2 separate regions of the Homo sapiens genome follow, and region 2 is linked to region 1. The links are chromatin loops, found by intact Hi-C in ENCODE. Cell type or tissue: heart left ventricle. All regions are shown on one strand. Region 1 overlaps SLC4A10 (solute carrier family 4 member 10). Region 2 overlaps PSMD14-DT (PSMD14 divergent transcript).

Region 1 (2,500 bases):
TCATTTCTAAATTTCAGGACTTACTCTGTGTGTATGTGTGCATGTATGTATGTGTGCATGTGTGAGTGCCTCTGTGTGTGTATTGGGGATACAATTAGTATAAATCTGAAAATAATTGTTGAATTTAGCAGGTCACAATTTTTCTCTTTTAAAATTAGCATTTTGTTTCCTCCCAAAGAGAAAATAAATAACATTTTCAAATATGCTTTGAATTAATGTAATTAGGCAGACCATTGGCAAATTATAGAGTGTAAGACAGCTAAGGAACCCTTTAAATGTCATCTATGTTCTTAAGAATTGAGAACAAGATCCCGCCAAATGACTTTTATACCTGCAGAAATGACAAAAGATGCTCACAAATTTATAGATAATGTGTTTATCATGGAACTTTTAGCTCCTTTTTCTATGTAGCAATTTTGCTACCCATTATATTGCTTAATAATTGCTCTGCTAGCATTTCTGGACAGGTGCAGAAGAGGATGAAAAACACAAGGATTCATTTTTGCCACCTTATCTATTTTTAAAGCATTTTGAAAGAAGGAAAATTAAAACTTTAATTAAGGCCTGGGGGATTTTTCTGTGGTTTTTCAATTAGCCAAGTTGCTGTGCTCTGTATTAGCTTAACATGAATAATTGGAATTTAACTTTGCCTATCAAGGAAGATGTTTGCAGTTAAATTAGAAAAGGAGACAGATTCTTTAAGACAATAATAAGGTGTATTAACTATATTTCTCAAGACTCTCAGGCTTAGGGTAGCTAGCAACTCCAAGTAGATTTTACTAGTTGTTTGTTTTCAGATGACAGTGTAGCTATTTGTAATTTATTCTACAATCTTTGGAGTGTATTTACTTTTTGCTCTACAAAGATTTCAGGCCTAAAGTTGGGCAGACTCTGTGTTTGTGATCAATCTATCAGTTCATATTTGTCTCCAAGATCTCTCTGCAATTCAATTTATGTTCAGGGCAAGAATATCTCAAGGACTAATGAGATCACTGGATCATTTAAACCATTATTTCCTGTTTTGAAATGTAAAAATACTTTAGTAATCTAATTTTTAAATAAGATAAACCAAAGTAAGTTTAAAATAACTTTTTTTCATTCAAAATATTTGTTTGAAATGCTCAGTTTTTCCTGGAGGAAAAAAATTTTTTTGACTTTGCTGCCACCTCATGGCTAAGGCAGTAATTAGAAATAGTTCTTCAGGCTCTTACAGAACTACAGTTGCAGAAGAAAAAATAATCCATGGAGAAGTCATAGTAAATATGAGCTTTGCCTTGCTCATGTAGTAATTTTATTTCATTTGTTCTTTAGTCCAAGTTCGATAGTCCCATCTTTGACTTACAAGTTCATTTCAGTCATTGTATGTCATAGTTTTCTTGTTGCCTTTCTCATCTTTCTTGGCAGCTTTTGGACTAGATAATTCTACAAAGTCATTGTTCTTAGTCAATAAGCAATAATAATCTCACTGCAGAAATCGTGTTTGTATCACAGCTCTGCGGCCACCCACCAGTGGTGAGGCCACAACAAATTATTTAACCCCTTTATGCTTCAGTTTCCTCAGACATGGAATATTAATAATAGCATGAACATATTTTATGGTATTGGTGTGAAAAGTAATTTAAATGATGTATTTAAATAGCTGGGCATAGTGTCTGACCTTAGTAACCAATCACTATTACATATGTCATATTTTCAATATATCTCGTGTTAGGAACTTAGTAGATATTAGATTTAATACATACTAATTAATTGGTAAATCAATCGTTTTATACATTTAAATTTAAAAAGCAGTTCATGTTCAAATTTTTCATAAACCTTTGCATATTTCTCACCACCCATCCAAGTTGAACTTGAAACTCGTAATGTAATGCCTGCTAAATCATTGTGAGAGCCATAAAGGAAAAGCCTCAGCATCTGAACTACAATTGATCAGAAGGTGTTAGTTTTCTGCAAGAAATGTGTCCGGTTTTTTCTTAGTAGCTCCATTTGTTTTACTTCCTCTGGCAGGAATGCAAATCATTGCATGGAGAGTATGTTGGACGGGCCTGTGGCCATGATCACCCATATGTTCCAGATGTTCTATTTTGGTCTGTGATCCTGTTCTTTTCCACAGTTACTCTGTCAGCCACCCTGAAGCAGTTCAAGACTAGCAGATATTTTCCAACCAAGGTACTTAGACTATTTCTTGATCTAAATGTAAAATAACATAGGACAAAAGAAAGAGTAATTGATGTAATAAAAGGAGCCACTGAAAGGCTTTTGTGTGAGTGAGCTGCCAGGTTAGTTGTGGAGTGAGATGAGGGGCTGAAGAGAAAGAATTTGTGATGCAGGTGCTGGGAGTGCATATGCAGGCTTTTCTCCTAACTGCAAACCCCACGGATCAACTCCTACTTTCCTACTGACGTTTTTGGAAATTCACAGCACACACTGCATTACTGATTGTCACTTTTTTGCCCAGTGAACAGTGGGAACTATTCCAGCCTGACAGATACCTCAGAGG
Region 2 (2,500 bases), 710 kb before region 1:
CGGGAGGGCCCCCCCGGTGCAGCTTTCCCCGGAGGCTGAGGCTGCTGCCAGCGGGGACATCTGCTTTCTTACACTCCAGCCTGGCTCACCCCGCCCCCTCAGCCCCGGGTTGCGTGGTTATTTTACCAACACGGGGGGAGGGAGAGCTCGAGGAGGTAGAAAAGGGGTGGATAGAAGCTTAGAAGATTTTCTTCCCACTCCCCCCACGTCCCCTCCTTTCGTCACATCTTTTAACCTTCAAGGTAAAGACTTAAGGAAACAATAAGCGTGTCCGCTGGCTCGCAGGCCCGCCGGGGTTCTCGGGCGCGGGGCCTTGCCCCTCTCCATCCTCCCTGAGTCCTTCCCCGAGTCGGGCCGTGCTTCGGCGGTTCGGCTGGGCGCAGGGGCCGGCCGGGCGCGCCCAGCCTGTGGCGCCTCCTCTCCCGGGCTGCTGCCTCGACAGCTGCTTGTAGCTACAGTAATTAGACTGTCAGTGCTTGTTAGAGGAGAGAGGGGAAAACACGCTTCTGACAGCAGATTCCAAGACTCCCCAGTTTGTTAATTTCTAAGAGATCTTTAAAGCATTAATTGAGGTCTCCCCAACTCTCCCCTCCCGTCCCTCTCTGCAACTCCTCCCTTCCCAAAAATATCTTTAGGAGAAGCGAGTTCTCTCGGCGTGGAAGCAGTGTTTCCCGCAAAACTGCCAGCCCGCCCCCCGCTCACGCACAGACACCCAATTTCCCATATACAGATAAATGCACACATGTATACGCGAAAGGTTAACTCGGCGGAGGACTCGCCCAAATAAGCACCGGGATTGCATTTAAAATAATAATAATAAATAAATAAATAAACTAGGAAGGAAAGCGGGGGGAGGGAAGCAGAAGTCGGGAAGAAAAGAGAAAAGCAGCAGGCTGATTACGAGGTGTCAAAACTGCCAGGAGCAAGAAGGTGATAGCAATCAGGGGTGAGAAGAGTGCGGCATTCGTGCGGGGCAACTAATTATCCGTCTCATTTGAGAAGAGCAGCATTTGAGGCAGCAGCGTTCGCCTGCTGAACGGTGACAGATTGGCGCGGAGGAGAGGGGAGGTGTTAAAACAATGGAGCCGGGCGCGCGAGCGCTGCTGCATGCTAATCAGCCCTCCCTCCGCCTGCCTGCCGCGCTCCCTCCTTCCTCCCGGCCTCCCTCCTCCGCGCTCCCTCCTCCCGCCTGCGGCGCTCCCTCCTTTCCAGCGGGCCCCGCGCCGCCGCCGCCACCCGCTTCCTGCTCCCTCGCTTTCCCGCGCGTCCTTCCCGCCGCTGGCGAGTGGAACCCAGCCACCGCCACCGAGTCCCTAGCGGGCCAGGAGCCCCCGCGCGGCCCCCAGCGCCGGCCCGGTGGAGTGCAGCCCCGCGCGGGCTCGCCCGAGGGCTCGGCCTGCGCCGCGCGCCCACTCCCCGGGGCGGTGGGGCGAGGACCCGCGCTCCGGGATCCACGTACTGGGGAAGCGGCCGAAGAGCCTGCGTTCTCACGCCCACTCGCTGTCTGGTGAATCGACCGCGTCGGCCAGCGAGCGCGACTGGGAGTCCAGGCGAATTCAGAAAGGGCTAGGGCCAGCCAGGGGTGAAAAGAGTGACAGGGCCACAAAGGCCAAGAAGGGCTCCAGGACTGAGCGCAGATCTCCTGCCCTGCCCGAGCGTGGCCGCCACCCCGAGGCCTCCAGCCGCCCCCAACCCGCCCTGCAGTGGCCGCGCCCCGCTGGCCTGCGGCGAGTCGGCGAGGTCAGCGCCCCCCGCCACGCCTCGCGCGCTGCGGCTCTTAGACCCCTGGAGCCCCTTTTTTGCCAGAGCTACCGGTCCACGGTTTAAATGATCGCAGCGAAGATACATAAAGGGCCTTAGCATTAGCTGTGCTTCCAAGGCCTGACCTCCTGACCCCAAGACTAGATTAAGGGGCCGTCTGGGCCTCGAGAGTTCCCTCGAAAGACCGTCGCGGGGAGAGAAGGGCCTGGAAAGAAGCGGGCCGCGCTCCCCCCTGCCGCGAAGACTGTGGGGCAGATGGGGGCAGGACCTGATCTGGAGGCCCAGCTCCCCGCCTGGCCGCTCTGTTCTATACTCTGGCCCGAGACAAGCTAGTCAAAAACAGCAGCGCCCTGGCCGCCCCTCCGACAAAGAGCCCATCGGAACCCGAGTCTGCTGAAAAAAGCCTTTCATACCTGTTGATGCAGGCGGGGACCTGAGATTTCATACAACCTCCTGTTACTTTTTGACCGTAAAAGCTGATTGTTGCACTTAAAAGGCACTTTTATTCCTACCATTAAAATATTTTTACTGTTACGGGTTTACATAAACTACCCTTATAAACATCATAAAACTTCCTTCCCCGTAAGCCATAGATGGACCTCCAGAGTAACTAAAAACCTGTGCAGTGTAATTGTTTCTTCTGCTGACCCCTACCTTTGCATAACTTTATACACACCATTGTTCCTTTTTAAAAAATCAATTTAAAATAAGGTTTGCTAAAGCTCAGTCATATATACAC

Evidence for each region. Peaks named below come from ENCODE experiments on the same cell type or tissue, not always from the same donor. Only the 100,000 strongest peaks of a DNase experiment are listed, where the experiment ranks them.
Region 2: it touches region 1 in a loop (4-fold over the local background); 14 of 110 quality-filtered maps call a loop at or near these places.

What each region holds. Positions count from the first base shown.
Region 1 is chr2:161,945,559-161,948,058 of GRCh38, forward strand. SLC4A10 (solute carrier family 4 member 10) reads left to right here. Exons shown (of 27, transcript NM_001178015.2): 17 at 2,008-2,169. Among named protein-coding and RNA genes, the nearest start is that of DPP4, 130 kb to the right of the region's middle. In heart left ventricle, a CTCF peak has its summit at 1,162 (motif pointing left); no DNase peak of the experiment used is centred here; H3K27me3 peaks cover 395 bases.
Region 2 is chr2:161,237,684-161,240,183 of GRCh38, forward strand. All of the region lies in intron 3 of PSMD14-DT (PSMD14 divergent transcript), which reads right to left. Among named protein-coding and RNA genes, the nearest start is that of LINC01806, 5.8 kb to the right of the region's middle. RefSeq lists an enhancer at 701-1,257 and silencers at 1,089-1,458, 1,549-1,618. In heart left ventricle, no CTCF peak of the experiment used is centred here; DNase peaks (open chromatin) are centred at 78, 348, 1,148 and 1,498; H3K4me3 peaks cover 1,679 bases.